2 separate regions of the Homo sapiens genome follow, and region 1 is linked to region 2. The links are chromatin contacts, found by Hi-C in ENCODE. All regions are on one chromosome and are shown on one strand. Each heading gives the region's core, a stretch centred on a gene start or an enhancer-like site at or near the end of the contact. The rest is flanking DNA. Distances are from core to core; before and after follow the strand shown.

The links. A loop is a pair of places that touch in the nucleus more often than their neighbours do. Pooled maps may share reads with other maps.
Region 1: a pooled map shows a loop between it and region 2 (6-fold over the local background). The contact joins the promoter of FTL here to the promoter of TMEM160 in region 2. A Hi-C loop is called at or near these places in 4 of 50 pooled maps.

Annotation. Positions count from the first base shown.
Region 1 is chr19:48,962,900-48,967,880 of GRCh38, forward strand. It overlaps FTL (ferritin light chain), which reads left to right and starts at 2,410. Exons shown (of 4, transcript NM_000146.4): 1 at 2,410-2,710; 2 at 2,871-3,017; 3 at 3,382-3,507; 4 at 3,684-3,980. The coding sequence starts at 2,609. The coding sequence ends at 3,836. RefSeq lists a cis regulatory region at 809-1,309, enhancers at 991-1,100, 2,650-2,699 and a silencer at 2,240-2,399.
Region 2 is chr19:47,047,328-47,051,653 of GRCh38, forward strand. It overlaps TMEM160 (transmembrane protein 160), which reads right to left and starts at 1,297. Exons shown (of 3, transcript NM_017854.2): 1 at 1,080-1,297. The coding sequence starts at 1,287. RefSeq lists enhancers at 725-794, 1,304-1,598, 1,722-2,239, 2,240-2,757 and a silencer at 1,075-1,264.

The DNA.
Region 1 (4,981 bases), core at 1,160-3,659, 1.9 Mb after region 2:
GCTGTCACTCTCTCTTGGGTCTCTGTACCTCCCCTCTCTCTGGGTCTCTTTCCCTCTCCCCGGTCTCTGTCCCCCGCCCCCGGGTCCCTGTCCCCGCCCCCCCAGGTCTCAGTCCTCCCTAGTCTCTGTCCCCTTCTCTCTGAGTCCCTGTCCCCCCTCTCTCTGGGTCTCTGTACCCCCTTCTCTGGATCTCTGTCCCCACCTCTCTCTGGATCTCTGTCCCCCACTCTGGATTTCTGTCCCCTCCCGCCGGGTCCCTCTGGGTCTCTATCCCCCCCACCCCTGGGTCTCTGTACCTCCCTGCCTCTGTCCCCCCCCACCTCTGTCCCCCCCTCTCTCTGGGTCTCTTTTCCCCTCCCTCTGGGTCTCTGCCCTCCTCTCTCTAGGTCTGTCCCCCTCCCCTCTCTCTCAGGGTCTCTGTACCCCTCTGTCTCCGGGTCTGTTTTCCCCTCTCTCTGGGTCTCTGTCCCCCTCTCTCTCAGGGTCTCTGTCTGAGTCTCTTTTTCTCTGGGCCTCTGTCTCCCCACCCCACGTTCTCTATGGTCTTCAGATCCTGTCTCTCTCAGCCCCTCCTCTCCCTCCACCTATGGGCCCCAAGGCCCCTCTCGGCCGACTAAAGGTCTCTGGGCTGAGGTATGACATTTGGTAAATGAGTAACTCGGGCCCCACAGTCAACGGGGTGCTTTGGACGGCTGCCCCTCCTCCATGGACTCTTCCCAGAGACCCCAAGTCAGGGGAGAGAGAGGGGCAGAGGATCAATGAGTGTACACTGAGCCACCACCCAGAGTGAGGGGACAATATGGCCACAGGCAGGATCCCAGAAAAAAAAAAATTATGGGAACCAAAAAGACACGGAGACAAAGCACACAGCCGGCTTCCAACAAGGGGGGACCTTGGGGTAGGGGGCCCGATTTGGGTCTGAGCCAGGTCTAGTTCTGAGGGTCCCACCAAAAAAGTCGGGGAGTGCCAAGGGGATGAGGTCAGCGAGTGGCCCCACCCCCATCCGTCCCCGCGGGGGCCCCTTCCCGCGCTGAGCTCAGCATGACTCAGCAGTCGCTGCCTGCAACAAGGACCCCAGATACCGGCCTGGCGGGGCATCTGCAGATCCCCTCGGTCAGGGGCTGCCCCGCCTGGGCTGTTCGGAGCAGCTCCTCTGTAGGGCAGGGCCTGACCTCACCCCACACCCCAGTGGCTTCAGCTCCCTGCCCAGCGCACGGGCTGCCTCCATCAGGGCACTTAAGTAGAGTCAAGGTTTGCGCCGACTCCGTCTCCCAGAAATCAACGTGGACCAGGCCCACTTAAAAAATATGCATTAGTCGAAGACAGACGTCTCGTCCATAGGTCCCCAGACTGTTTGTCCACAACGCAGGGCTTCTCTTTGTGGGCCTGAAGGAGCACACGTCAGGCAAGACACGAGGGCAACTTCAGAGACACTGTTCAGGGCCACGGAGAATTCTCGAAGTCTGTGAGTTGTCTCCAAAACAGCCTCCAGGAAATGCAATCCCAGAGACACCGCAAAGCTCAAAACAGACTTTTCATTCCTCCCCATTTCCACTCCCAGAAAAAGCCTGGGCCCCTGAAAGAGCTCCAAGGTATCCCCAAAGTCCCAGCCCATCTTTGGAGGGTTCCAGAGGGCTGTCCAGGGTTCCAGAAGTCACCCTACCTCATACAATGCTCCTCCTGGGCTTCCCGCACTGGGTGAAACCCACGGCTCCAGAATAACTGCCCTTTCCAACTTGCAGAGCACCTCAAGAACCTAAAGATTTCCCCGGGGAGGGCTCCAAAATATAGAGAGTTTGCATCGTGAACCCCCACCCCTGTAAATCCCAGGACTCCAGTCCCCGCAACACTCCATCTTCCAGAGATCTCCAGGGGTCCAGAAATAACACCTCACAGCCTTCCAAGCTTCCCAAGGATCCGGAGACTCCTTATCTCGCAGCGCAAACCTCAGGCAACTACAGGTCCTCCCTGCACCTTTGAGGTGCCCCTCCCCCCACTCAAGGTTCCAGAAAAATCCATGCCCTCGGAAACCCCAGAATCTTACTTTCCCGAGGCACCCCAGGACCCCAGGGTCATCAGTTCACAGGGCTGTTAGTGCTCCCATAAAACTCTAGCCTCCCAGAGGGACCCCAGCCCCCACCCTCCCGCCCACGAACCCCTGCATTTCCAGAATCAGCCCCAGGGCCCCAACCCCCCCAAGCCCCCATTTCACAACACGCTGGCGCTACAGGCGCGTGACTTCCCCTTGCTTTGGGGCGGGGGGCTGAGACTCCTATGTGCTCCGGATTGGTCAGGCACGGCCTTCGGCCCCGCCTCCTGCCACCGCAGATTGGCCGCTAGCCCTCCCCGAGCGCCCTGCCTCCGAGGGCCGGCGCACCATAAAAGAAGCCGCCCTAGCCACGTCCCCTCGCAGTTCGGCGGTCCCGCGGGTCTGTCTCTTGCTTCAACAGTGTTTGGACGGAACAGATCCGGGGACTCTCTTCCAGCCTCCGACCGCCCTCCGATTTCCTCTCCGCTTGCAACCTCCGGGACCATCTTCTCGGCCATCTCCTGCTTCTGGGACCTGCCAGCACCGTTTTTGTGGTTAGCTCCTTCTTGCCAACCAACCATGAGCTCCCAGATTCGTCAGAATTATTCCACCGACGTGGAGGCAGCCGTCAACAGCCTGGTCAATTTGTACCTGCAGGCCTCCTACACCTACCTCTCTCTGGTGAGTCCCCAGGACGCCCCTGGCCCTAATTTCCTCCAGCTGCGCACCTCCGGCCCTCACTGCACGCGCCAGCCTTCTTTGTGCGGTCGGGTAAACAGAGGGCGGAGTCCCCTTGGCCTCGCCTCCCGCTAACCATTGTTGCCTCCATCTCTTCCCGTAGGGCTTCTATTTCGACCGCGATGATGTGGCTCTGGAAGGCGTGAGCCACTTCTTCCGCGAATTGGCCGAGGAGAAGCGCGAGGGCTACGAGCGTCTCCTGAAGATGCAAAACCAGCGTGGCGGCCGCGCTCTCTTCCAGGACATCAAGGTAACTAGTGTGTGGGTAATGGACTACATCTCCCAGCAGGCCGTGCGCGCGAGGAGCCTTGATTTGAGGGCGTAGGTGTCGCGTGGGCTTCTGGGAGATTGAGTTCGGTCTTGTGAGCCCTCTTAACCGCTGGAAATAGAGGCGCACCTCGTGCAGTGCCCACAACACGCGGCAGTCCACACCGCTGCGTGGTCTTAGGGACGTATAGCTGTAAGAGCTAGGACAGGGTGCGGAGAGTGATAAATACAAGCTGTCACATGTCTTTGTGGCCTGGGCCTCTGACCCCCAACGACTCTTGGGAAATGTAGGTTTAGTTCTATGTGCCGAGTGTGTGTATTCTGAGCCATTTCTCCCTTCTATATAGAAGCCAGCTGAAGATGAGTGGGGTAAAACCCCAGACGCCATGAAAGCTGCCATGGCCCTGGAGAAAAAGCTGAACCAGGCCCTTTTGGATCTTCATGCCCTGGGTTCTGCCCGCACGGACCCCCATGTACGTACCCGCTGCATCCATGGCTACCCAACCATACCCCTCAAGCCTCTGCTCCCTTTGGGCAAATTTCCTTCAGAGCCTCATTTCACACCTGTCACATTTTAATCTGCAACTGGCTGCTCTCTCCCCCTCTTTTCCAGGGATTGGGTTTCTAATTTCTCCCTCTTCTCTCTCAGCTCTGTGACTTCCTGGAGACTCACTTCCTAGATGAGGAAGTGAAGCTTATCAAGAAGATGGGTGACCACCTGACCAACCTCCACAGGCTGGGTGGCCCGGAGGCTGGGCTGGGCGAGTATCTCTTCGAAAGGCTCACTCTCAAGCACGACTAAGAGCCTTCTGAGCCCAGCGACTTCTGAAGGGCCCCTTGCAAAGTAATAGGGCTTCTGCCTAAGCCTCTCCCTCCAGCCAATAGGCAGCTTTCTTAACTATCCTAACAAGCCTTGGACCAAATGGAAATAAAGCTTTTTGATGCAGCTGGTGGTTTTGTGTGTGGTGTGGAAGATGAGGTGGGATCTGTTCTCATAAAGCTTCTGGCTGGGTTGGGATGCCAGTGAAAGAGGAGTTGGCCCCATCTCCCATTTTCTTAACTGTCCTAAGACAAGAGGCTATCTGGGTAGTGTTGAACCTGAGGGTTCTCTGCTTGCCTGGCTGTTAACTGTCCCTCCCAGATGGTAGAGATAGACTCCAGGGAGTTGAATTAAGACCTAGGTTGGTATCTAGAAACAGATGTTAGGTCTCAGCCAGAAACAGCCCTATTTAACGAGTGATTATGGGGCCAGGTGGGTCGCTCACCTGATGTCAGGAGTTCGAGACCAGCCTGACCAACATGAAGAAACCCCGTCTCTACTAAAATACAAAATTAGCTGGGTGTGGTGGCTCATACCTGTAATCCCAGCTAGTCAGGAGGTTGAGGTAGGAGAATCGCTTGAATCTGGGAGGCGGAGGTTGCAGTGAGCTGAGATGGCGTCATTGCACTCCAGCCTGGGCAAAAAGAGTGGAACTCCCATCTCAAACAAAAAACATGTCTGCCTCACGGAAGTTGCGGTGAGCTGAGATGGCGCCACTGTGCTCCAGCTTGGGCAACAGAGTAAGACTCTGTCTCAAAAAAGAAAAAAGCCTCAATTCTGGGAGGCAGTTGGAATTATTAGGCCCTTTATATGGGCACATTGACGCTATTGCTATGCAACTTGCATGGCAACCGGGGGGCTCACTGAGGTCTTTGCTCCAGAGTTTAAGAGATTATGGCCCGAGCTTGAGTGATCCCAATGTGAGGCGCACACTGAGAGGAACTGGCCAGTGGAGCTGAGCAGCCAGGAACACGTGATGCCCAAGCAATGCTGGACAAGGGGTTTAGGGTTCATCACAGAAATGGGATGTGAAACCTTGGGCCGGATTCTCCAAATGGGAACTGAAGAAGCTTAAAACAGGCCTTAAAAAGCACTTGCTGTGTCCAAGCTGCAAAACTGCTGTGTCA
Region 2 (4,326 bases), core at 47-2,546:
CCCACGGCCTGCCCACTCACTTCTTTCTCAGAACTCTGGGACAAACTGTTTCCTAATCCAGGCCGCTCTTCAGCCTCGCCCTTCTTTTCCTTCAAATGCCGCCATCTCCTACCGAGTATGGCCTGGGCCAATCCCATCCATGTCCTACCGAGTATGGCCTGGGCCAATCCCACCCACGTCCGTCCCCATTCACGTCCTTTACAAACAGCCCACCACACCCTATATCTAGATGCCCGGTCCTGGCCTAGTGAGGTGACTCACACCTATAATCCCAGCACTTTGGGAAGCCAAGGCAGGAGGATTCTCTGAGCCCAAGAGTTCAGACCAGCCTGGGCAACAAAGCAAGACCCCGTCTCTACATAAATTAAAATAGTTGGGTGCGGTGGTGTATGCCTGTAGCTCCAGCTAAGCAGGAGGCTGAGGCAAGAGGATAGCTTGAGCCCAGGAGTTCAAGGCTGCAGTGGGCTACGATTGCGCCACTGCGGTCCAGCCTCGGTGACAGAGCAAGACACCGTCATTAAAAAAATAAAATTAAAAAAAAAACAAACATGGCCAGTCCGCTCCATTCTGGACCTCGCCTCCGTCACAAGCCCCGCCCTCTGCAGCCTAGATCACCTCCCCCTCCAATCAGCAGAGAGCTTTCTCCCGATTGGTTGTCCCCTTCTCCAATCCTGAACTTCCCCCTCTTCTGCGGGGATCCACACTCCCGCTCTCTGCACAGTGGTGGCCTCTGCAATCGGGATGGACCCATCTTGTACCCAACTCCACAGACCCTAAGCTCTCCCTGAAGCCCCTCTCCCCACGGCAGGCGCGATTCTACGAGGCTGCCTCGCGCAACCCTACCACCCCCTCCAATCCCTACGGCGCCCCGTTACCCGGGGTCCTCGTCCTCCCCGCAAGCCCATCCCCTCTGCGGGCACCTGCGCTCTTGCAGTCTGCGCTTCCGTGCGCTCACACTGAAGCCCTTCTCGGAGCCGAGCCCGGGCCCCGTTTCCTGCAGAAGCCCCCGCCCCATCAAGGTCCCACGCGAGCCCGGGACCCCCGTCCCATCCGCACCGCCCCCACCCCTAGCCACCGACCTGTCTCGTGCGCTTTTCGGAGGAGCCAGGCGTCCGCACGATCCAGCTCGGACACTGGGGGCGGCGAAGCCCCGGCGCGGGGACCGTGGCCGGGGGCGAAGGACCCCCGGGCGCCCCCGCTCCGGGGCCGCTGAGGCGGCAGTAGCGACCTCCGGAAGCGAAGACGGGCAAGGCGAGCGGCCCGAGCCCACCACCAGCCGCCTCCCATGATTCGCACTACGGCCGCCGCGCGCCGTACCGCCCCACCGGCCTCCGGTAGGTTGCAACCCATGTCACTCAGGATGAATGGCTTACCCATTGGCTATGCGCTCGCCACTCAGGTCCGGCGTGAACTGTCCATTGGTCGGAATGGCAGTGATTCCCTCCTCTGTCATCTAGGCCGGTAGTGCCCGTCCCTCCTTGATTTTGTACCGGACTACGAATCCCAGCGATCATTGCGCTCGGGGAAAGCCGATATTCAGAAGTCGCAGGCGAGATGTCTGCTGGGAATTGTAGTTTTAATTCTATCTTTTTTAACGGAGTACATGCCGAGCACCTATTGTAGTTGTTTCTTGGTTGTTTCTCTTTCTTTCTTTCTCTTTCTTTCTTTCTTTCTTTTTCTTTCTTTCTCTTTCTTTCTTTCCTTCTTTCTTTCTTTCTCTCTTTCTTTTTCCCTCCCTCCCTCCCTTCCCTCCCCTCCTTCCTTCCTTCCCTCCTTCCTTTTTTTTCCCCGCCCCGAGACCGAGTCTTGCTCTGTCGCCCAGGCTGGAGTGCAGTGGTGCGATCTCGGCTCACTGCAACCTCCACCTCCCGGGTTCAAGCGATTCTCCTGCGTCAGCCTCCTGAGTAGCTGGGATTATAGGCATGCGCCACCACGCCCAGCTAATTTTTGTATCTTTAGTAGAGACAGGGTTTCACCATGTTGGCCAGGCTGGTCTCGAACTCCTGACCTCAAGTGATCCAACCGCCTCGGCCTCCAAAAGTGCTGGGATTACAGGCGTGAGCCACCGTGCCCGGCCAGGTCTGTCTCTTTAAGACAGATTTGTTTTCTTTGCCCTAACCCATTCCGGGATTCAGCTTTGCCTTCTCTCATCAGCATAAACCTTTTCACTAGCCAGGAATGTGAAAAATGTGTCTGGAATATTTTCAATTTGCACTTAATCCCATTTAAAGCTTCACATTCATTGCAAGCCTGCAGGCTATGCAGTGCAGTCCATTTGAACTCCCTCCTCAAGTGTAACCCCCTTGCTAGCTCCCCTACTTTTCCTCTTCATAAAATCCAAGCCCGGGCCAGGCACGGTGGCTCACATCTGTAATCCCACCACTTTGGGAGTCTGAGGCGGGCAGATCACGAGATCAGGAGTTCGAGACCAGCCTGACCAACATGGTGAAACCCCATCTCTACTAAAAATACAAAAATTAGGCATGGTGGCAGGCACCTGTAATCCCAGCTACTTGTGAGGCTGAGGCAGGAGAATCGTTTCATGCGCGTCCATGTGAAGAGACCACCAAACAGGCTTTGTGTGAGCAAGATGGCTGTTTATTTCACCTGGCTGCAGGCAGGCTGAGTCCGAAAAGAGAGTCAGCAAAGGGTGGTGGATTATCATTAGTTCTTAGAGGTTTTGGGATAGGCGGTGAAGTTAAGAGCAATGTTTTGCGGGCAGGGGTGGATCTCACACAGTACATTCTCAAGGGTGGGGAGAATTACAAAGAACCTTCTTAAGGGTGGGGGAGATTACAAAGTACATTGATCAGTTAGGTGGGGCAGGAACAAATCACAATGGTGGAATGTCATCAGTTAAGGCTATTTTTACTTCTTTTGTGGATCTTCAGTTACTTCAGGCCATCTGGATGTATACGTGCAAGTCACAGGTGATGCGATGGCTTGGCTTGGGCTCAGAGGCCTGACATTTCTGCCTTCTTTTATTAATAAGAAAAATAAAACAAAATAGTGTTGAAGTCTTGGGGGGTGGTATGGAGAGAGAATGGGCGATGTTTCTCGGGGCTGCTTCAAGCAGGATTAGGGGCGGCGTGCGAACCTAAAGTGGGAGAGATTAAGCTGAAGGAAGATTTTGTGGTAAGGGGTGATATTGTGGGGTTGTTAGAAGAAACATTTGTTGTGTAGAAGTATTGGTGATGGCCTGGGTACAGTTTTGTATGAATTGAAAAACTAAATGGAATAAGAGAAGGAGAAAAACAGGTATAAAAGGTCTAAGAATTGGGAGGACCTAGGACATCTGATTAGAGAGTGCCTAAGGAGATTCAGCATAGTCCTGCCAGCAAAGATTATTTGTTTACTTCAGGAGTTAAGAGTGGCAGTTTGGGGATAGCATGAGGAGATATCAGCTGTGATGGCTTGGAGAAACAGTGTAAACCAGCAGTGTAAACAAGAGCAGGGCACGTATGAGTAGTTGAGAACGGAGAATAGGAGTATGACTAGACAGAAAATAGTAGGGATGACAAGTTTTTTTGGGGCACAGTCTAAGTTGGTCCGGTGTCTGGAATGAGACTGGGGCCTAATAAAAAGGATTGTCCATACAGGAGCTCAAATAGGCTGTACCCTGCAGCATTCTGAGAAGCAAAAGAGGTAAAAGTATTGTCCAGTCCTTTTTAAGTTGGTGGCTGAGCTTGGTGAGGTGTGTTTTTAAAAGACCTTTAGTCCGTTCTACTTTTCTTGAAGACAGAGGACCGTAAGGGATATAAAGGTTTCACTGAATACTAAGAGCCTGAAAAACTGCTTGGCTGATTTGACTAATAAAGGCTGGTCTGTTATCAGACTGTATAGAGGTGGGAAGGCTAAACTGAGGAATTATGTCTGACAGAAGGGAAGAAATGACTGCGGTGGCCTTCTCAGACCTTGTAGAAAAGGCCTGTACCTATCCAGTGAAAGTGTCTGCCTAGACTAAGAGGTATTTTGGTTTCCTGACTCGGGGCATGTTGAGTAAAGCTAATTTGCCAGTCCTGGGTGGGGGCAAATCCCTGAGCTTGATGTGTAGGGAAGGGAGGGGGCCTGAATAATCCCTGAGGAGTAGTAGAACAGCAGATGGAACACTGAGAAGTGATTTCCTTGAGGACAGATTTCCACGATGGAAAGGAAATGAGAGGTTCTAAGAGGCGGGCTCATGGCTTGTACTATAGCATAGCCTGCCTTTGCTGGTGTGTGGCGATTAGGCCTGGTGGAACTGCCATCAATAAATCAAGCGTGATCAGAGTGAGGAACAGGAAAGAAGGAAATATGGGGAAATGGGGTGAATATCAGGTGGATCAG